Regions from separate parts of the Homo sapiens genome. Here region 2 is linked to region 1. The links are chromatin loops, found by intact Hi-C in ENCODE. Cell type or tissue: heart right ventricle. All regions are shown on one strand. Links, peaks and the distances in the headings refer to the core of each region. The heading gives the core; the rest is flanking DNA.

Region 1 (11,963 bases), core at 1,134-3,633:
CAGTTCATATGGGAGAAAATGTACTGCAGCATAGAGGCAAGGAGTCTAAACAAGGGTTTCCCAGGCCGGCTGGACATCCTCTGTTCCACCTTTCACAGACCAGGTCTTGACCTCTATGTCACAGAGCCTCACCTCCACCACAGTAACTCAAGTCCCAAGACACTGAACTAGGCAGGAAGCCTCATCCCTGATACTGGTCTGTGTAAACCTTCTGTGTCTACCCTACTAGGGCGATAGATTTAAATTATTCCTAGAATTCTCTATCTTTGAGAGTCTGCTGTTTATATAATAATATTTATAGACTGACCTACATAATTAATAGACTGTACTCAAAGATGAAAACTCTTTAAGAGTCTTTCTTTCAGAACCATCAATTAGCACATTAAAAAAAGTCATTTACTGTGGGCACGTGTGGTTACCATTTTACAAATTCAAAGCTTAATTGAGCCTTGAGAGGTCAGTGGTGTGATTATTAAAGGTGAGATCTCTGAAAAAGTACCCTTCACTCCCTCCATCACCATCACCAGAAACTGGCCCATTGCTAAGCTGGCTTGGAGAAAGTCTGACTAAAGGAGAAAGACCAAAGTAATGACTCAGCACCTAGGCAAGAGTTGATCCTTCCTGCCTGATTATTCTAATGGAATTTGAAAGGCCCTAAAATGTTGCACATCAAATGGGATTAGTTCTGAATGAGAGCTTTTCTACTCACATAGATTCATCTGTCAAAGGATAAATTATAATTTCAATATAACTCATTCACTACTTAATAAGCACTCACTAGACACTGTTCTAGAAGCTGGGAGTGTTTTGGAAGCCAGATGAGGGCCCTGGTGGGGAGTTAGACTATAAACAAACAGATAACTGAGCTGAAGATAAGGCCTACAGAGACTGATAATGGGATAGAAAGTTTTAGGGAGGCCTAAGGAAGCATCTTTAGAAGAGACAATTGCACTCTGCATGACGAGAGACCACCAGCCTTGCAAAGATCTAGAGTGAGGGCATTCAGACCCAGGGAACAGTTGGCACAAAGACCCTAAGGTGAAAGAAATTTGCCATTTCAGAGAGAACAGAGCAGTGAAGAGGACAGCAGGGCTGGCGTACCATGGGGCAGAGGAAGGATATTTTACAGGTTGCTTCCACGGAGGAGCCTCCTGCCATCTATTTCTGGAGCTGCTGCTCGCCTGCCCCTGGTTGTTCTTTGCAATGTCTGAGCACAACATGGGACCCAGCCATTCCAGCTCATCCAACCTAACTGCCCACAGAGACCCTTCTCTCGCTCTCCTATTTTCAGAGTTTTATACTCACCATTTTAGGGAAATAGATGGGATCTGTTTACCTTTCTGTTTCTTCTTTTTTTCATTAGAATCTCATGATTAAATTGTCTAATAGACTTTATCTTTATCTTTGCAAGGCGGTGTCGGTGCTTGAAGCTAAATGAACAGTAAAAACCTGTAGGTAATAGTATATAAAACTTTCTCCCAGATTCTGAGCCCACCCGAGCTCAGAGGTACTTCCTTTCCTTTCAGATGATCCAGCCAGAGATTGCAGTTTAGGTAGAACAACGGGGGTGCAATGGTCTAATATATGCTAGTTGCATTTTGCAAGACCTTCAGAATGGGTGACTAGTGACACTAAATTCTCCACCTTCTGCGGAATTTCTCAAAGATAAGCAGTGATTTTCCTAGAGATGGGAAGTTTGGGTGGATGGGCATTCTCCCAGAACTGGAACCCATGATTTTCTGCATGAAAACAGATTCTCTCTCATCTAAGACTCCACCACCTTCTAAGAATAAGCTCTAAAAGATCCTGGTTCTTCCAAGCAAAGTTGAAACAGCAGTTCAAAAGGAACCCATAGAAAATGGCCTCAAGAAATCAGTGGACGAGACTGAAAGTTGTCCCCATCAGAGCTGCTCCAGCTGCCAAAGTAGTGGCCCTGGCCATGACCTGCTGACTTGCTTTTGTGGGATCCAGGCCACTTCCTCTCTGCTTTTCTCTTCAGCAAAAATTTGTTTTTCAGAGCCCGGCCTGAAGACTCCCTTGGAAAATTCTCCGAGCCCTGAGCCCAACACGCTCTTCTACACCAGTTACTATGGTCTGATTGAGAGAGGTTGGCTCAAGTTCCTTACACCAAATTTGGATTTGGAACACTGACAATCGAAATGTTAGGTCTTAACAACTTCCTCACTTTTATATGCACAGATATATATTCAGATTCTATGCGGTTAGACTCAGTTTTTCAGTGAGTGAATTTTTCTCTGAATGATTTAGTCATTGTGAAACATAAGACTTGGACCACAGGAAGCAAACCATGATTAAGAATCCAGTTCAAATTTCATTCTCTTTCCCCTGGGGATAAGAAGGTGCAGCCAGAAGGAATGTAATTATGGTAATTACTTTCTCTGAGGTGTGATAACAGTTTTCTGCCATGCCTAGGGAATGCAGAGGTTAGGCGGTTTCTGTCACCAGTCCCCACTGGGTGGGGCTACATAAACTTTATTTTGGAAATACTAGAACAGTAACCACTTTTGCCAGGAACATTCCTTGGAAGATGAATGAGGACTGGGCAGTGCTAAACATTACATAAAACATTTCTTTATAAAGCTTTTTATTATTTTATGGGGCAATCTCTCTGTTCTTTTAATGAATGATAATGTGTGAAAAAGACCCAGCTTCATGAAGATACCACGTAATTCAGGAGATCTTACTACATGCCCTTAAGATCTTCACATAGAGAAGCAGTCTATTTGATAGGAAACAAAAAAGCATAGTCATTCACTGATACCCATGCAAGTCAAATTAGTTAAAAGGAATGGAGGTAAGAGGTATTACCATCTCCCAGCTTCAGTAGCACTAAGTAATGGTGTGCTTACAGACTTAGGAAGGTATTCCAACCCTCCTGAATCATCCAAGCCCCAATTAAAGAGCATTAACATTGCTGAGGGCTGCATTTAATGGATGATTTGTTTTCTGCAATTAACTTTAGTTAATTTCAGATTAACTCCAAATTATTTTTAGTTTTCTACATAAAGGGACATGATCCTTTTCATGGCAATAATAATGTAAACAGGGCTCCTTTTCTTCCCACAGATGGAAAAACAATCTTCCAGGAAGCTCTAATTATTTTAAAAGATCTAGTAATATTTTATATGCTGGGAACTTCATTAGATGAAAGATGATGGAATTTATAGATAGTTTAAAAATAAACAGTAACCAATTTCCATGTAGTAAAACACTACCACATTTTTCTGTATTTACACTTCACCCAATGTGGGCAGGGTCAGGACTTGACTCAGTTTAAAGAATTCCCGTGGACCTGGGCAGGATCTGCTGGGTGTGGACACCACAGTGGTGTGTACATGCTCAGTCCAGCCCGCTAAGTCTCAAGCCTGGCCTTTCAGCATAGCAGAAGCTTCTTCGTCTCAAAGAATGTGATTTGGAAACAGTTGGTTATTGTTATTAATTATTTTAACTGCTGCAATTTGAGCATTTATTGTATTACTTGCATTTAAATCCTCACTGTTTTTTTTCTTTTTGATTATTTTTTCCACATGTTCTAAAGAATTTTTTTAAGTTAAATATTATTATCCATATTTTACAGATGAGAAAACTGATCCGTAAGAAAGTTGTGGAAAATTTAAGGCTCTTGCCCCAGGTCACCTCGTTAATAATGAATGGGAAAAAGATAAACAGATTTCAATCCTGGCTTGTGGATATGCTTTCTTTGGCACACAAATTATTTTAAAATTTTAGATTTAAATGTCAACGTTTAAAAGTTGGGAGGCTTTAGAAATAAATCCACATTCCCTATCTCTTGAAAAACTAGAAGATCCAGCAATGCCACTTGTAAATTCTTGTGTGATAATAGCTAGAGCTTAGTAACAGCTGCTTCTTAGACAGGAGACCAGCTTGCCAAGGGCCAGGCTGGGCCTGCTCCCCTCATTGGTTTTGCCCTTCCCAGGCCACGAGACCTTGGAATTTGTGGTTCCTGCCTTGTTTAATCCCTCTTGTGCTTGTGAGTGAGGATCAGGCCGCCCCTTCCCTTACTACCTGCCTCTAGCGGTAGGGTGGGGCAAGGGAGTAATAAGAGCTTTATAAATGATTGCTATCCTACCTAGGAAACTTTCAAGGCTTTCCCTTTATTTTAGCTTCTTTAGAAATTAAGTTCATTCAGAGATCACCACTGAAAATAGAAGAAAGCATTATATATTAGACCTATAATAGCTGTTTACAAAACTAGGTGAATTGCTGTCTACTTTTACAGCTAGAAAATCATTCTACTTCTGTTCAGTTTTAGTATGTGTAACCTTTTCTTTTGACTTTAATTACAAAGTCACATTGCATGTGCATTTTCAAGTGTGTAAATCCAAGTGAAAAGTTATATTTTTTATTTGCATCTATTTACCCAACACAGAGTTCAAACGTCTTTTCATATGTTCATTGTCCATTTATATTTCTTTTCCTGTGAATTATCTCTTCATATCTTTTGTCCATATTCTATTATTTGATCTTTCCTTATTGTTTTACAAAAGATTTGTGAATTGCATAGTTTCTTCCCTGTTTGTCTATGTCTTTTGTTTTATTTTGTGTTACTCATTCCTCCCTGTCTATGTCTTTCAATTTGGTTACTTTTTTGGGGGTGGGGAAGGGGGGTCATACAGAACTTTTTTATTTTTGTGTAGTAGTTTCATTTTTATTTGTTTATTTATTTATTTACTTATTCATTTTTGAGATGGAGTTTCACTCCTGTTGCCCAGGCTGGAGTGCAATGGCGTGATCTCGGCTCACTGCAACCTCTGCCTCCTCGGTTCAAGTGATTCTCCTGCCTCAGCCTCCTGAGTAGCTGGGATTACAGGTTCCCACCACCACACCTGGCTAATTTTGTATTTTTAGTATAGACGGAGTTTCACTATGTTGGCTAGGCTGGTCTCGAACTCCTGACCTCAGGTGATCCACCTGCCTCAGCCTCCCAAAGTGCTGGGATTACAGGTGGGAGCCATGGCCCATTTGTTTATTTTTTTAGTTGGCGTCTCACACTGTCACCCAGGCTGCAGTGCAGTGGCACAATCATAGCTCGCTGCAGCCTCAACCACCTGGGCTTAAGGGATTCTCCCACCTCCTCCCAGCTTCTCCCATCCCAGCTTCCTTAGTAGCTGGGACCACAGGCGTGTGCCACCACGCCCGGCTAATGTTTTTATTATTTGTAGAGATGGGGTTTTGCTATGATACCCAGGCTGGTCTTGAACTTCTGGGCTCAAGCAATTCTCCCTTCTTAGCCTCCCAAACTGCTAAGATTACAGGCATAAGCCACCAAGCCCTGCCAATGTATTAGTTTAAAAGAAGCTATAAAATTATGGGTTTGGGGTATACTGGCAAAGGTTTTCCCTATCCTAAGATTAAAAAAAAAAAATCATACATTGAGTACCTTGCAGACTTAAGTTTTATATTGAAATCTTTGATCCACCTGTGATACATTTTTCTGTAAAATATGGGGTAGAAAATACAGTTTATCACGTTTCAAGTGATTATTTACAGAGTGAGTCATATTTTGTCCACTGATTTGTAATGCCACCTAAAATATTTATCAAATTCCTTTACATACCAAATCTCTTTCTGGAATAGTTATTGTTTAATTTTCTGTTCACATATTTATTGCGCCAACACCAAACTATTTTAATTATTGTAATATTGTATTTTAATATGTGATTAGACTGGCCGGGCATGGTAGCTCACGCCTATAATCTCAGCACTTTGGGAGGCTGAGGTGGGTGGATTGCCTGTGCTCAGGAGTTGAAGACCAGCCTGGGCAACATTGAGAGACCTCCATCTCTACAAAAAATTAAAAAAATTAGCTAGGCAGGTGGTGCGCGCCTATAGTCCCAGCTACTCAGGAGGCTGAGGTGGGAGCATTACTTGAGACTGGGAGGCAGAGGTTGCAATGAGCTGAGATTGCGTCCCTGCACTCCAGCCTGGGTGACAGAGCAAGACCCTGTCTCAAAAAAAAAAAAACAAAAAAAAATCCACACACATATATGATAAGACTAATAATCCCTCAAAACTCTTCATTTTCAAAATTTTATATGGGATATTACATTATTCCTCTAACTTGTTTTTTGTCTATGTAAAAACTATAAATTCTCGACTTCTTTTTTTTTTTTTTTTTTTTTTGAGACAGGATTTCACTCTGTTGCCCAAGCTAGAGCACAGTGGCACAATCTCGGCTCACTGCAACCTCTGCCTCCCAGGTTCAAGCAGTTCTCATGCCTCAGCCTCCCAAGCAGCTGGGATTACAGGCATGCCCCACCACACCCGGCTAATTTTTGTATTTTTAGTAGAGATGGGGTTTCACCATGTTGGCCAGGCTGGTCTCAAACTCCCGACCTCAGGTGATCCACCTGCCTTGGCCTCCCAAATTGCTGGGGATACAGGCGTGAGCCACTGTGCTCGGCTGACTTCATTTTTTAATTTTTATTTTTTGTTGGATTCTTTTATGCTTTTCAATGACCTAACTTCATATTTTTAATAAGCCAGTCATCTTCCTAAATTTCTCCATTGCTTCTAAATAGTTTTTAGTTGATTAAGTTTGGTTTTCCATATCATATAATCATATCATCAGCAAAAAGCCGAAAAAAAAAATACATAGGTTAGTCCTAACAATCATCCTCACACTGAGAAAACAGAAGCAATCACAGTGAACTTCCATGAAGTTTCCGTTAACAATATTTATGTCCTACTTCCTACCAGTATTTGTATTCCAACATAGATGCTTTCCCTCCCTCCTCATTTTACTTGGAGAACAGATTGGCCTGGTCTCAACCATTATTGCAGGAGAAAGGTGTAAATGGTAAAGGAAGGCACAGTTTGGATTAGGCCACAAGAAGGAGCAGATGATACCATCAGATGCTTATAGGGTTGGGGCAGCTAATGGGCTTCTAAACTATTTGGTCCCTGGCTTACTTAGCAAGAAGGGTAGGGAAGACCAAACTCTGCACTCTTTTTTTTTTTTTTTTTTTTTTTTGAGACGGCGTCTCCCTCTGTCTCCCAGGCTGGAGTGCAGTGGTGCGATCTCAGCTCACTGTAACCTCTGCTTCCCAGGTTCAGGTTCAGGAGATTCTCCTGCCTCAGCTTCCCAAGTAGCTGGGACTACAGGCGCCCACCACTATGCCCGGCTAATTTTTGGTATTTTTATTAGAAACGGGGTTTCACCGTGTTAGCCAGGATGGTCTCCATCTCCTGACTTCATGATCTGCCAGCCTTGGCTTCCCAAAGTGCTGGGATTACAGGTGTGAGCCACCGCACCTGGCCTGTGTACTTTTTATCCTATCCGTTTCCTCCCCAACAAGAAGATTGTTCTTGCAATCACACTCCTTTTTCTTTTTCTTTTTTTTTTTTTTTTTTTTTTTTTTGTTATGAGACAGAGTCTTGCTCTGTCGCCCAGACTGGAGTGCAGTGATATAATCTCGGCTCACTGAAATCTCCACCTCCCAGGTTCAAGCAATTCTCCTGCCTCAGCCTCCCGAGTAACTGAGATTACAGGTGTCCACCACAAGGCCCAGCTAATTTTTTTTTTTTTTTGTATTTTTAGCAGAGATGGGGTTTCACCATGTTAGCCAGTCTGGTCTCGAACTCCTGACCTCAAGTGATCTGCTTGTCTCGGCCTCCCAAAGTGCTGGGATTACAGGCGTGAGCCACGGCGCCCTGCCCACATTCCTTTTTCACCAACTTTTCCTCTATTGAGTTATTTCCATCAACGTGTAAACTTATTATTTTTCTGATCTTAAAATGAAATACTCAAATTGTGATGAATGTAAAAGAAAAAAAGAGATAAAATTTTCTTTGACCCACTTCTCCTTATAGCTTATCTCATTCCTCTATATACCACTTTACAGCAACACTCCTGGAGTAGCCTTTACTTTCCCTCTCCAGTTCCTCTCCTCTCATTGTTACTTTCATGTCAGAGTGCTTTTTGCCTCCACCACTCCGCTGAACAGCTGTTGTTAGTAGTCCTAACAAAATCTATTTGCAAATGTTTGCCAAAGTCCAAGAGTGTAAACTTAAAGCTGCATGCTAAAATGTCAGCGTAAAGCAGGTACACACACAAGTACGCGTCACCGCCAACCTGTTCCTTTACCTGGCAAACCTTAGAAGGAGCACGTGAACAGTGTGCCAACTTTCAGCTGTGGGCCAGCGGCTGGAACCCTCACCTGCATGTTGAGCTGCTTATCATGCAGGGCTCTCTGCAGCTCCAGCAGGCTCCCCTTGAGCCTTCTCAGCTTTCCAGCCAGCTGCTCGGCCTCGTCCTTGGTGTGAGCTTTGCCCTCCAGCAGCAGGTTCTCATTGTGGACTGACAGTTCTGATAAAGCCACCACCTTCTGCTCTATTTCCACCAGCATATTCTGCAGCAACAGAAATAAGAATGAAACTCACACATCTCCCCAGCCTCTGCAAAGACTGTTTCCCACAGTGAAATACAGCCCTTTGGAGTCTTTTACGAAACGGACAGGCTTTCATGATTTTTTGTAGTTTTCCCACGGCCTTGACGAGTAAGTAGTCTGTAGGCTTTTTTTTTATATTTTTTAATTTATTTTTATTTTTTTAGACAGAATCTCACTCTGTCGCCCAGGCTGGAGTTTAGTGGAGCGATCTTGACTCACTGCAAGCTCCGCCTCCCAGGTTCACGCCATTCTCCTGCCTCAGCCTCCCGAGCAGCTGGGACTACAGGCGCCCACCACTATGCCCGGCTACTGTTTTGTTTTTTAGTAGAGACGGGGTTTCACCGTGTTAGCTAGGATGGTCTAGATCTCCTGACCTCATGATCCGCCCACCTCGGCCTCCCAAAGTGCTGGGATTACAGGAGTGAGAGCCACTGCACCTGGCCCTTTTTTGTTTTTGTTTTTTTTTGAGGGAGGGTCTTGTTCTGTTGCCCAGGCTGGAGTGCTTTGGCATGAACATGGCTCACTGCGGCCTCCATCTACTGGGTTCAAGGGATCCCCTTGCCTGAGCCTCCCATGTAGCTGGGATCACAGACATGTGACACCACACCTGGCTAAATTTTTTATTTTTTCAACAGAAACAAGGTCTCACTTTGTTGCCTGGGCTGGTCTCAAACTCCTGGGCTCAAACAATGCTCCCACCTCAGCCTTCCAAAAGTGTTGGGATTACAGGTGTGAGCCACTGTGTCTGGTGACTTTTAATTGTCTGTTATGGTATTAGAGGGGTCCATAAAAAATTTGCCTGAGCCTCTCAATTTTTCTTTTCTTTTCTTTTTTTTTTTTTTTTTTTGAGACAAGGTCTCCTCTAAAATGGAGACTAAATTAGAGAAAAAGAAAAATAGCCTTTCTTCTTCCTAGATAAGACTTAAAACAAAAAACAAAAAAGACTAAAAAAAAAAACAAAAAAAAGTTTTACTTTCCTTATAAATCATTGTTTTTATGTTAATTCTGCACCCTTTGAAATGTACTTTCTTCTTTATATTAAATAAAGTAATTTGTTAATGAGAAAAGATACTTCATTTCCCTATACAAAATCAAAATTAAGAATATAAAGTCAGGCTGGGTGTGGTGGCTCTCACCTGTAATCCCAGCACTTTGGGAGGCCGAGGCAGGCAGATCGCTTGAGCTCAGGAGTTTGAGACCAGCCTGGGCAACATAGTGAAACCCCGTCTCTCCAAAAAATACAAAAAAATAAGCCAGGCGTGGTGGCACGTGCCTGTACTCCCCGCACTTGCGGGGCTGAGGTGGGAGAATTGCTTGAACCCAGGAAGTCAAGGCTGCAGTGGGCTGAGGTTGCACCACTGCTCTCCAGCCTGGGTGACAAAGTGAGACCTTGTCTCAAAAAAAAAAAAAAAAAAAAGAATATAACATCAAACCAAAAAACTAGAACTAAGTAGAAGAGTAATACTTTTATTAAAATAGGAATTAAAAGATGATTTCCTGAGGATTATTGTTAAGAAATTAACATAATTCTGTGCAGGGTTGATTTTACCATTAGGCACAGCAAGTACAGTGCTGAGGGTCTGTGATGCTTTTAGAGCCCCAAGAAAATGTTTGATTTTAATTTCTTTTAAAATCAAAAGAAAAAAACTGAATATAATAATATGGAATACATCACAACAAATCTATTCCGAATCATGTAAGTCTTTGTACCACAGCAATTGTAAAACTGAAAACATAATTTTTAGCACTTCCATGGGGGAAACAGCCTACAAAAATGAAGTGCCCAGACCCACAAAGGACATCACGTGGTTCCAATTCTGTGTAATAGTCACCGTTATAATTAGTGTGCAACTGAATTCATATTAGATTTTAACTGACAAGATTTTAGCTGGCTTATATGTAAGATTTTAATTGAATCTAATTAAAATTTGAATTAATTTAATGTAGTAATTTAATATTAGATTTTTAAAAACTATTTTCTGGTGTGATTTAATATGTTTCCAGTTTCTTAAAGTAAGCTTGTCCAACCCACGGACCATGGGCCGCATGTGGCCCAGGACAGCCTTGAATGTAGCCAACACAAATTCAGAAACTTTCTTAAAATGTTATTTTTTTTTTGTAATTTTTTTTTAAGCTCATCATCTAGTGCTAGTGTATTTTATGTGTGGACCAAGACAATTCTTCTTCTTCCAATGTGGCCCAGGGAAGCCAAAAGATTGAACACCCCTGTCTTAAAGTATGGTCAAAACACTATTTTAATACTTTGGAAAAGTATTGAAATACATTACCTGGTTTATGGACTTTATGTGTTACAATAAAAACAGATATCTTCACAAGAGAGAGGTGGCAGTATGATAAAACATAACTTTGAAATGTTAGTTTGGGTGGTAACTTCAAGTGCCAAAAGGCAATGGGCTAATAGATGTTTCTTCTCAAAAAATAAACATTAGAAAGAAGATATAAAGAGCAGAAAAACTTGCATATGGCTAATTAATCTCTATCATCATGGCAAAGAATAACAGTGCTTTGGATACACATAGATAAGTTTCCTAAAGCATTAAAAAATCCGAATGATAATGATCAATATTATGAATCTCAAATCACAAATAAGAATAGCCAAAATGGTGTACCGTAAATTAAGAAAAAAGTTAGTGTGCACTAAGTAATGATTTTCACATATTTCCTCTGAGTCCAAAAAAAAGGAATATAAAGTTGTATATATTGATACTTAACCCTGAAGACTAGACAGGGTTTTCTAGATATTTCCTAGTTAATAAAATGAAAAAGCTTTTAAGGTATACTTCACCCATGTGCGAAGTCAAATATGAAGATCATCATTGAAGTTTGATGACAAGCATATGGGACTTCATTATCTATTCTTTATACTTATATGCATTTTTGAAAAATTCCATAATAAAGAGGTAAGAAAATAGCATTAGAATAAAGACTTTAATGCAATTACTCCTCACAGTAATTCCTAGAGCCCTAACATAGGTGGAAAACACATTCTCTGCTCCAAAAGACAGCCTTCCCATCTTCAGTCTCCCTGTTTGCCTAAAACTGACACTTGGAAAAGTTTTCCGAATAATATATCAGGATTAGAACCAAAATTGTAACAGAGCACCTAGAGATACTTCCTGTTGTGTTTATTTCCAGTCTGACTCACTGCTACTGATTCTCCCCATTGGCTTTGTATTCCTTAATAAGTACTAAATACAGATATTATGGTATTTTGGTATCTACAGTTTTTAAACATGACCTTTAGGAAGCCGGAGACACTGTGGTCAATGTTTTTCAAAAAGTGAGTCCAAGTTTGGATTTCATTTAAGCTTTTATAATGTATTACTTTTCTATTCTTTAAATGTATAAAGTCTATGGGTTGGGAAAAATCATATATCCACACCAAGCCTTTTTATAGTATGTTTTCTGTAGTTTAAAAAAATGTGCTTCATGATGTTGACATATTCCTTTGAGACCATTTTGGTACCTGGCAGTCCATAAGCTGGGCCTCCATGTCCATGGGCTCCTTGG
Region 2 (11,963 bases), core at 5,959-8,458, 110 kb before region 1:
TCTTCATTTTAACTGTATAAAATGTAAATTCAAATTGTATGTTGTTTTCTCTATTGAACTTTTAACTCCATTTACTCCAAGTAAGTATTCCATTATTAAAAGTAAGCTCTACCAGTATCATTTTTTGTTTACTATATTCATCAATGTCCTTAATGTGTTTTCCTTTTCTTTTATCAGGAAGTTCTTGAATTTGCTTATTTTTTCTCTTGCTCTAAAAATTCCTCAATTTACGCAGATACCCGGGATTTATATTCTTGTGTTGCTCTTCCTCTTATTTTTTTCCTTGATGCCATGTTCCAACATCTATGCAAACACTAGCTATTGTCAAATGTCATAGTGCCTTTAATTAATTTTGGAGATTTTATAAACTAGACACTAGACGATAAATTTTACTAAAATATTTATATTTGTATAAACAGTCCTTTCAAATCTCTGACATAACCTCCTTCACTTACATGAAACAATATGTCACAGGAATTGCTGTTCTAAAAAATATAAAATGAAGTAATATAAAAATTAAACTTAGTATTTGCTTAAAGATAAATATAAAGACAAATAATTCTGTAAATGAGATTACCAAGTACATTTGAGGTCTTAAACTACATTTTGTGCAAGCATATACATTTGGAAGAAGTGTTAGGCCCCTGGACATAAACCATGCATTTAAGAAAGTTAGCATTTTTATTTCATTTTCCCTAAATACTCAAAAGTTTTTGTTAAAATCAATATATGAAATAGCAACCCTAAGATTTGAGGGGATTTATAATCATACATAAGTGCCCTAAGACAAAGTTTTAGGCTCAGCTTCAACTTTTTTTCTTTTTTTTGAGACGGAGTCTCGCTCTGTCTGCAGACTGGAGTGCAGTGGCACAATCTCGGCTCACTGCAACCTCCGCCTCCCAGGTTCAAGCGATTCTCCTGCCTCAGCCTCCTGAGTAGCTGGGACTACAGGCGCGCACCACCATGCCCAGCTAATTTTCGTATTTTTAGTAGGGACAGAATCATTCTTAAAAATTTTCCACAAGGGAAACTGTGGTAACTGTGACATGATTAAAATAAAATGTATCAAGCCCTGACTTTGTGTTAGGTAGGCACTGTGCTCAGTGCTTCTTCTTAGTAATTTGTATAATCACACTGTGTGGTGTGGACTCTGATGATTGGCGTTCTATAAATCAGGGCTCTAAGGGTTCAAATAGTTATGGCTTTGTCCCAGATCACATGGGAATGTAGTGAGGCCAAGATCTGAACCCAGAAAGTTTACTTTTAACCACTGGTGTACAGGACTTTTTAAAGTCTTAATTTAAAATTTAATTAAAAAGCTATATGTGCATATTTAATGTAGTAAAAAGTAAAAAACGACTAGCAGGTTCTGAAGAAAGCAGCATGTTTTCCACCCCGGAGTTCACCTGTTCAGGAGCAACCATTTCCATCTCTTGCAGCTCTTTCTTCTGGTATTACTTCTACCCTTTTTAATTTTTTGAGACAGGGTCTTGCTCTGTCACCCAGGCTGGAGTGCAGGGGTGTGATTATGGCTCACTGCAGCCTCAAATTCCTGGCCTCAAGTGATCCTTCTGCCTTGGCCTCTCGAAGTATTAGGATTACAGGGGTGAGCCGCCACATTCAACCTATTTCTATATTTCTCAGTAATATATAACTTCTCTATTTCTAAGTAACATAGCTACTGCTTGATTTGTCCATACTTTATGAATTCTTGTATAGTAGAGAAGAAATAAACTTCTACATGGCTGACTGAACTCTAATGACTGTTACAGTACAACTTAGAGCTAGGGTAATAATCACTGTTCTCATGATTATGGTTATTTAATATTTTTCACATTTGAGGAACAAAATATACTATGGTTATGTTTCTTTTCTTTTTTTTTAGACAGAGTCTCAGTCTGTCGCCAAGCTAGAGTACAGTGGCGCGATCTCCGCTCACTGCAACCTCCGACTCCCTGGTTCAAGCGATTCTCCTGCCTCAGCCTCCCGAGTAGCTGGGATTACAGGCAAGCACCACCATGCCCAGCTAAATTTTTGTATTTTTAGTAGAGACGGGGTTTCACCATGTTGGCCAGGATGGTCTCGATCTCCTGATAACTCATTTTCCTGGATTTTACAATCCTCTCTCTCTCTCTAATTTATAATGCTTGCTTCTATTATCTCTCTTATTGAACTAATAAAACTCCTTCCGGAGTGGTTAAGCCCATCAGATAATCTAGCCCCTCCTGGCTCCTCCTGGAAACATCCCTCCTAGAGCACCCAGAGCCCCTGCTCCCATCTGGACAGGTGCTGGCTTGGCTGCAGTACAGCTGTCATCAGGGACTTTCCTGCACCTTCACTCTGGGAATTCCCTTTTTCTTTCTCCTGAGTTGAATAGCATTTCCCCTCTTGCTTTAGTGCGTGTAGCATATGCAGCATATATAGCATAGTAGTACGTAGCCTGTGTAGCAAGTATGAAGTGTATTTTCCTCTCACTTTCATGTATGCAGCATACCTTTCATTAGCTTCCTGAAAATGGGTACATAGGAGGTAAAATTTGTAGATATTAAGTGGCAGGGTATAAAATTCTAAATTATAAAGAATTTTTCTCCGCTTTCTGAAGTTAGAGCCATTGTCTTCCAGCTCCCAGTATTGTTTTGGAGAAGCCAGAGTTTATTTCATCCTGGAAACCTTTAGGATCTCCTTATCCCTTGTGTTTTGCAGTTTTACAGTGTGGCTTTGCTTTGTTTTACATTTTCCTGGGCACTCATACAGCCCTTATCATCTGCAAATGCATGTTTTTCATTTTAGATATATATATGAATATATATACACACACATATGTGTAATGTGTGTACACATATACGTGTAATCTTCCACAAAGTAAACAAAAAGATAAATATATGAAAAATAGGAGAGAAATATAGACATAAACATAATAAAATTAACAATAATGCGAGAGTTTCAAAATCCAATTCAGTTATTTTATAAAAGTCCCCCCAAAAAAGAATAAAGAAAATGGAGAGGAGAAAATTAACATCGTAGTAATGTAACAAAAATATAAATATATATTTAATAATAAATATATAAAATATATTTTTACATTACTACATTATTTATTTCATAATAAACATATATTATTTAATAATAAATATATATATTACATTACTACTATGGTAATTTTCTCCTCTCTATTTTCTTTATTTTTTTTTAGCAGGGGACTTTTACAAAATAACTGAATTGGATTTTGAAACTCTGGCATTATTGTTAATTTTATTATGTTTATGTCTATATTTCTCTCCTATTTTTCATATATTTATCTTTTTGTTTTACTCTGTGGAAGATAGTCTCCATTCTGAATGCTTTTTTTAAAGAAAAATGGCATCCTATCATTTTATGAATGCAAAACCTCTCATTTCTGTGAGTTTGTTTGTTTTGTTTTGTTTACATTTTCTTTCTCTACAATGTGTTTCCTCTGATTGTTCCTTTCTTTATTTCCCTCTATTTATTTTTTTTTCTTAATGGTAGAAGCTTTCTTAAGTGGTGAGGATTCTTGCCTACCCACACATATTCAAGAATGAGTCAGCTATAGAAGCTGTGTATGCACCTAAAGTATGTCAACTGGGAGGCTTCCCTGTGGAGAGTTAGGCAGGGGTCTGGCCTTTTCTGGGTTACCTTAAGTATCACTAATTGAAGGTACTTTTTGCTTGTCTGATCAGTTCTCCAGAAAGGATGCTCCAATCTCCTGGCTAGGGTGTAAGCCTGGGTACTGACATAGTGGGAGCCAAGCTGGGGAAGCGGGCTGGGAGCCCTAGCATTTGGTATTGAGCCAGTCACATCATCTCCCCATTTTTAACATAGTGACTCTAGCCTCCACGGTGTCCTGATCCCCAAACCCAGAGTCCCTCTGGTTTGCTTTCTCCAGAGAGTAATCATCTGATCTTCTACCTGAGTAAAGGAAGCAGAGTTCCCTGGCTGGCTGGGCTTAGGAGGAATCTGCCAGTCTCAGCACACCTTATTCAGATTTTCAAGTAATCTTCCATTTTACAGCTCAATAGGCAACTCAACTTTCAGCTTCACCTGATCTCCACTTTCTGAGCCTTCTTCGAACTCTGTGGCATGAATCAACTTTCTCCACCCTCCATTCTGTTAACAACATCACTGATCTATCCACTTTCTATCTTGCAAAATTATGTTGGATGTCTGTCATCTCTACCATTTTCTCTCCTGTTCTCTTTGCCATTGTGGTTTTAACCTTTTTCCCTCTCTACCATCATTTTATTGGGGTTTTAGTAGTAGGTGGGGCTATAAATACATATGATCAATTTGCCATATTTAACTAGATATTTTGTTGATTTTCATACACTTGTGAAATTACGATACCCGCCATTTGCATTTCAACTCATCACTATAGACATCATTACCATGTTCTCTGGAAGAATCTGGGAAGCCGGATGCCAACCAGGATCCCTACAATTCAATCATCAGAATCTCAAACATCACCACCCATCAGAAAACTTTAATTTCATAAAAATTGAAAAACGTCTTGCTAACAGTTTTTTTAAAGCAATGGAATATAGTGTATGTTTCAAGATAGCTAGAAGAGAAGATTTTGAGTATTGTAAGAAATGATAAATGTTTAAAGTGATAGATATGGTAATCAAATTACCTCAGTTTGTTTGATTATTACACTATGAAAATATGCATTGAAGCACCACGTTGTACCCCACACATATGTACAATTACTATATATTCATTAGAAAGAAAAAAATTTTAATGATAATTTTAATATTAAAAAAACCTCAACACCCAAAACTGTATTTTGACACCTATTTCATTGGCTTAAATAGTCTGTAAAATGAAGTAAGTACATAAACTATAAGATTTTAAAAATAGGAGGTATTTACATTTTATAGCATTTTAAAATTAAGCAACTTTGCTGCAATGGCCTAAATGTAATGGAGAGAACCAGAGTGTGGATAGAATATTCAAAGCAACCTAAATGCATGGAGTAACAATACCTCTAGCGGGGGATTTACAGTGTTTGCTATTGGCAACTGGAGTCCGATATACTTAGCAAGGATAAATGAGGGGGCCTGGCACAGTGGCTCACGCCTGTAATCCCAGCACTTTGTGAGGCCGAGGGTGGGCAGATCACTTGAGGTCAGGAGTTTGAGACCAGCTTGGCCATCATGGCGAAACTCCGTCTCTATTAACAATACAAAAATTAGCCAGGCATGGTGGTGCATGCCTGTAATCTCAGCTACTTGGGAGGCTGAGGCAGGAGAATCGCTTAAACCTGGGAAGTGGAGGTTGCAGTGAGCTGAGATCGCACTACTACACTCCAGCCTGGGCAACAGAGTGAGACTCTGTCTCAGGAAAAAAAAAAAAAAAAAGAAAGAATAAATGAGGGAGGGAATGGGAGGTGAAAATTTCTTCTGTATACATTTTCCAGGATCATCCCTTTTTGCTTTGTTGGGTTGTACGCCGCCAGTGAGATATTCTGTCTTTGCTACACACATGAAAGTGGAATTACTGTGTGCGATCTGCAGGTCATGCAATCCTTTTTGCAAAACAAAATTTTTTCAACTTGAAAAATTCTAAGTATGCCTTGTAATCTTTCCCCAAACACTATACACAGGAAAAAAAGTCGGGGGCAGGGGGGCTCCTTTCAGTCCTGTCTAAGTGTATGGTAGTGGGCTAGGGCTAGTGACTCTCAAATAAATAAACCAATCTGTTAGCACTGTTTTAGATACGTAATTGCAACTCCACCTTACCTACCATCTTAGAAGGCTTCTTGGTGGATGGATGACACTAACTGTACAATGGCACAACCATCTTTGTAAGGCTGAACTCTGCAGTGACATGGAACCTGTTGGCCTCAATCGCCTGCCTAGGCAAAGCCCCCTTCCTCACCAGTCCTGCCTAGCTCCCTGCTGACCTTCCATCTCCAGGCACCATCTCATGCCCACCCCATCATCCTGGCCAGGAGGACAGATATTCCATGGCTTATTAATTCCATTTCCATTTTAAGTCTTACCTGCTGCTCATTAAGCTTTCTCTGTATTTCTTCCGAGTTACAGGAATCGTAGACTATTGGCTTGGCCAGCTCTGACTCGATGTGAGCGAGCCAGGTCCTCAGGCTGCTCATGTTCTTATCAAGCTGCTGCACGGCTACCAGGGTCTCCTTCAGCTTCTTCACCCTGTGGGCAGAGAAGGGGGAATGTCCCACTTCAGCGAGAGGCCCACTCATGTTTCTCTAGCGTGCAGAGGAGAACACTGGGCTTTAACAATCTTTTTAGGCAGAGTTAGAAACTCATGTGGAAGAAGCCAAAGACAGAAGACAAAGGAGGATAGAAATTAGAGATGAATACAGACAAAGGAGCAAGGATGCAGAGGAGGCAGGGGTCCAGGGCACAGGAGCAGAGATAGATAAATTAGTTTTGAACACAGTTTTCCCAGTGTGAGCAAGGTGTGATCAGAAGTTTGGGAAGAACCACAGGTAGTATTTCTCAACTCCATTACTACCTACTTACAGCAAAAATCAATTATTGACTCCCTGTTAAGAGCCTGACATGGCTGAGTGTACACAGATTGCTCTAAAGAGAAAGGTCATGGTGATAATAAGCATATGATCAATGATCTATTAGTGCCCTTATTTAAAAATTGCTGCTACCTTTAGACTATGAGTCTCGCCTTTTGGTTCAGGAAATATGGCCACCTAATTGGCACTGCTCATAACAGAGGTAAACAGCAGATGAGCAAAATACTTCAAGCTGCTAGGGTGTCATCTTGGCTCAACTGAAGAGGTATCTATCTTCTTGAAAATATGTCAAGAGCAACATGACTTGTAAGACTCTAGGTTTGTGATACATTTAAAGGCAGGGATCTGCAATAGAATGTTCTCAAAGATTGACAACTTATACACTTAGAGTCATCAGATATTCGCGCCCCCTCCCCCACCCCCACATTACTTCCAGGCATTTAAAGAAGTGATTCTCAAGCTGGGATTGTCACACAGTCAGTGGAGGGTGCTTTCAAACCACAGGTGCCAACTACCAGCCACCACCGCCAGGTGGTTCTGATACGTTTCTCTGATCAAGACACACTGTTCCGAAGAAAATGTCTCATAATCAAAGTATTTTGAACATTTGATTTATTTTTAGTTGCTTAAAATTGTTATCATCACTTCTGTTCCAGTTTCAATAAATCAATGTGTCTCTCTCAAGTGAAAATGTAGTCATTTGACAACATGATCGCTTTTCCTTTTTGTCATTTTTCCTCAAAGCACTGTCATATAAATGCTCTTAAAGGATTTTCACTATGGTCAGCTGTTAATAATATCTATATTTTAATAATTGTAATTAATAATTCTTCTATTTGAATAACATTTTCAGTTTGTAAAAACCCTCAGGAACATTACCTTTTATTGTTTTAAAAAATGTGTATTTAAAAAATTATGTTCATATTTCACAATATATTCTTTTGGTAGAAAATGAAAATATGTTACAATGTTTATTGTGACTTACAATTCCACTCGAGATAAGATTTCCCCAATTAGCTTTATAAATACAAATTGTACCCTGTCCCCCAGACACTTCAAGGCATTGGCCTTGAACACTATTTCCAAGAACTTTTACATACAACTCACTCACATTTCTCTCATGGCTAAGACAAAATTCATCTGGGCATCAGTCAGTGAATGACAGTTTTATTATGGCTACTGGGTACAAAGCTCATGGAGTGCATTTGATCGACCACAGCATGGACATGGAATTTTACATGGCTCTGGCCATAGTGCCCCAGACTGAAAGAAGAGTTTACCATCAATAAACCCACTGGAAGAGGCCTGAAGAATGGCACACAGCACAGAGAGGTCCGTCCTGCTTTTACATCTGTAGGAATGTCTTCTCAGCAGCCTCTCCTGCATGACTTCAGATTTCGTAGGATCTGAACACTTACTAGGCTTGGGGATGGTAATGTCATCAGGGTTTTACTAGAGGTTGGAGTGCTTGTTTTCTCCCTTCCTTATTTTAGTTCCCTGGTATTATTCATGCATTAATTGGTCTCCTCCATGGTAACTTCCTTGGAAAGCTGGAAATGTGAATTTCTATATTTGGCTATTTCCCTACCCCGGCCATGCTAAACTCAGTGCTTTGCACTAAACTGGGTACTGTTTAAGTGGTTGCTAAACATTAATAATGAATATTCTAAGCGAATTGTGTTTATTTAATTAACATGTTTTCATTTTAAAATTTTTATTTGATATTAAGTGTGTATTAAGTTTTACTTCTAGATTCAACATTTGCCAGTGCTCTATTTGTCAAGTACTAAAATTCATTCGTTTTTTTGGTTCAAAACTCACAAATATGATCAAAAGATCCAAAGCACAAAAGGATGCAAGTAAACACTGTTCCATAGGACCGTCTACATTAGAAAAATAAATTACAGGATAGCTTTTGTAATATCGAATGAGTTCCAAGTCAGAGTGGTTAGTATGCAATATGTCAAGGGCATCATGACATGGAAATGTGTGTTCATATAGTCCATTAGGGACAAGTTCCTCTTTCAAGCAAATGTGTAAATTTAGTAAAGTCGACGGGGGTGAACATTTAAGCAGTTCTTTTTCATTTTTTTAAAAATTGTGTTTTTACTACAAATAGCAAAATACAGTGTGCATGTGTGCTGGGGGAGCAGAGGTGAGCCTGTAGGGCATGGGTAGTAGGATTAATAAGCCTTGGCTTATTAAACTTGACATTTATTTGCAGGACAGGGATCATTCTTTTTTTTAGGAGAAATGTCCCATGTTTCTTTCCATTATTTCTTTAAAGATAATTTTTGGGTGAAGCGTCACAGTATTTTTATTTATCTATCATCGTGAGAAGTCTGAGCAACATTACTTTTGGTAAGCATCCAGGATTATCATTCAAATTAGATACTTGCAGACGTCACATGTCTGGGTAAGTTTAGCAGCTTGATAAATCTGTAAGTCCCTGCAGCTTATGGTTCTTTCACAGTCCAGTGTGTATCACAGGCACTTGACCTTTCTTGAAAAGGATTCTACTATGAAATCCAAATGTCCAGCTTCTTAACACTGAAACACGTATATACAAACACACATAAATATGTATATACGTACTTACACATATATGCTTATATATCTATATATATTGTATCTATATTTCACCACTTTCCTTCAAAGTAATTTAGTATATCCATAACCCAAAACAAAACAAAAAGTCCAAATTCTAAATATAATAGAACAAAAATTACCATTGGGTAAATCCTATTCATTTGTAGAAATTTATCTGAGGGATGATACAGTAAAGAAAAACATATTAAAAAAATTCCTGTCATATTTTTATTCTAACTGAAAAAAATCATGAACTAAACATTTGCATAATGCACTAAATTACTATTTTAGACATTAATTTGTACACTTTGCACATATATTTTATAAGCTTCATATTAGGGACTAAAACTTACTGACAAGCACAAACAAAAGCAACTTTCTCAAACACACAGCATTTTCTAGAGCCCTGAAATAGTTTTATTTCATGAAAGGAAAGCTTTCAACTACAAAGCTGTGAACCAGCTAAGGCTAAATTTCAGTTTCATCAGAAGCCCATCCTTTAAATAGCAGATGATGGACTAACTGAGTCTTTTTCTGGATCGCTTTCCTGTGTCTCAGCCTCTCTACTCTAGCCATACTCCTTGTATGACGCATACGGTCCAGAGACAACTGGAATACAGAGTCATAATAAAGTCCATTAACCTTTTTGTCCAGCTCTGCATGCCCAGTAGAGGTACTAGAAAACAAACCAACGAATAACTCTTGGGAGTCCACATGGCCAGCTATCTCCCAACACCAATCCTCTTCATGTAACATTGGCAAAAACAGTTCTGGATTAAGGCTTCCAGCGTCTATCCTACAAACCCCACGTAACATGAAAGCTATGTACAATGGAAGAAACTCAAGAAGATGCCTGCCTTGTGACATCGCAGTTACAATCTGGGAGATCTGCATCCACACAGCTGTCCTCTGCCATCCTCAGGGCACTCAGGTCCTCCGCCACCACCATGAAGCTTCCACTTGCAAAAGTTAGACTCTGCAGAGCAAAAAGCTATATCCTGCGTGGGGATGAAAGTTTCCCCTTGTCTGTGTATAGAAGTATGAAAATGCTCACTGTAGACAAATGTTGGTAGTCTCTGCCCGATAACATGACACTGGGCAGTGACAAGTGGTCATGTTTCTAAATAAAACCTACATTCATTAACATGTGCCAGGCTTGATCTCCTGGAATGTAGGCCACGAGTGTAAGAAGGGGAAAAAGCTCAGTGTAATCTGTAAGGAGGAGGAAGCTACAGGTCTAAAGAAAGGACAGCAAAAACAACATCGGCTGCACACACTCTGCTGTTCTGTAAGGACAGTCAACTTTTCTTGCGGGCAGTTTGTTATGCTGGGAAAGCTATTTAAAGAAAACAAATCATCCCACTGCAAACAAACAAAATGTCCACAAACACAGCAAATGGTAGTAGCAAAAGGAGTAACTTCCTTCTTTTTTGGGTTCAGTATGCCAGCTCGGTAGTGTATGCAAGAGTTTTAGGGGTTGTTTGCGAAGGTGGGAAAGTACATGCTCTTTATCTTTGAGTAGACTATTTGGGGAGGAAAAATAAGGAAGAAATATTATTCTCCCTTACATATGCAAAACTTTTGTCCTTTAAAAATAATCATGTAGATGACAAAAATAACATTTTCATTTTAAGACAATTAAAAAAATAACTATATTCATTTGCTCAGGGGGTCTTCAGGTAACTCTTTTTCTTTTGTGAATTTCAAGAGTTTCCAAACTTTCTGCACTAAGCAGATGATAATTTAATAATTTATACTTTTAAAGAAAATAAGTCCCCAAATTATTAATTCCTATAATTCAATAAAATATGATTAATGCTGGATGCTTTACATCCTTTAGGGGATTAAAAACTACACACAAATAAATAATAAATATTAAATAAATAATGAAAATTTGCTAAGTTCTTTCCAAAAAGGACTACATGATGATTTGTAACTAAAATAAAACAAAGCATCTGGTTCTGGTCATGTGAGTTGACTGTTTTTAAAACAGAACACTACAGGAAACACATTTTCTTAATAAAAGAAATACATTGGTGGCTCACGCCTGTAATCCCAGCACTTTGGGAGGCTGAGGTTGGTGGATCACAAGGTCAGGAGATCAAGACCATCCTGGCTAACACTGTGAAACCCTGTCTCTACTAAAAATACAAAAAATTAGCTGGGCGTGGTGGCGGGCACCTGTAGTCCCAGCTACTCGGGAGGCTGAGGCAGGAGAATGGCGTGAACCTGGGAGGCAGAGCTTGCAGTGAGCTGAGATGGCGCCACTGCACTCCAGCCTGGGTGACAGAGCGAGACTCCATCTCAAAAAAAAAAAAAAAAAAAAAGGAAATACACCTGCCAGCCTGGGTTACAAAGTGACACCTCATCTCAAAAAAAAAAAAAAAAAAAAATCAAAAGATTATCCAGGCACAGTGGCATGCATCTGTAGTCCCAGGTAATGAAGTGGGAGGAAGACTGCTTGAGCCCAGGAGGCTGAGGCTGCAGTGAGCCATTACTGCACCAGTGCACTACAGCCTGGGTGACAGCGCAAACCCAATCTCAAAAAAAAAAATAAAAAATTAAAGAAAACTGCATTTTATATAAGAAATAAATTCTAGAAAACATAGTACTTAAAGATATTGTACTGTGAATTCTTTTATAAAACAATCATTCTTCTTATATTAATGTATTTTTAGTAATCAGAAATGAAAATATTTTAAACTTTGATTAAAGAAATATATTGGTTATGAATCTACCACTATAGGCAACTTTGTTTTTTTCTTGATTATGACTAACATTTTAAAAAACCTGAAGTCTTCAAAACATTTTATTGTCATAATTTCCTTAGTTTAATTTCTTTTACCTTATT

The links. Peaks named below come from ENCODE experiments on the same cell type or tissue, not always from the same donor. Only the 100,000 strongest peaks of a DNase experiment are listed, where the experiment ranks them.
Region 2: it touches region 1 in a loop (2.0-fold over the local background); 8 of 110 quality-filtered maps call a loop at or near these places.

Annotation. Positions count from the first base shown.
Region 1 is chr6:152,269,888-152,281,850 of GRCh38, forward strand. It overlaps SYNE1 (spectrin repeat containing nuclear envelope protein 1), which reads right to left. Exons shown (of 146, transcript NM_182961.4): 97 at 11,920-11,963; 98 at 8,202-8,393. Among named protein-coding and RNA genes, the nearest start is that of SYNE1-AS1, 100 kb to the right of the region's middle. In heart right ventricle, for the core only: a CTCF peak has its summit at 2,448; DNase peaks (open chromatin) are centred at 1,963, 2,473 and 3,335; H3K4me3 peaks cover 599 bases; H3K27ac peaks cover 2,500 bases.
Region 2 is chr6:152,158,144-152,170,106 of GRCh38, forward strand. SYNE1 (spectrin repeat containing nuclear envelope protein 1) reads right to left here. Exons shown (of 146, transcript NM_182961.4): 131 at 6,020-6,182. Among named protein-coding and RNA genes, the nearest start is that of SYNE1-AS1, 220 kb to the right of the region's middle. RefSeq lists an enhancer at 2,235-2,424 and a silencer at 2,495-2,544. In heart right ventricle, for the core only: CTCF peaks have their summits at 6,998 and 7,203; no DNase peak of the experiment used is centred there; H3K4me3 peaks cover 1,392 bases; H3K27ac peaks cover 1,442 bases.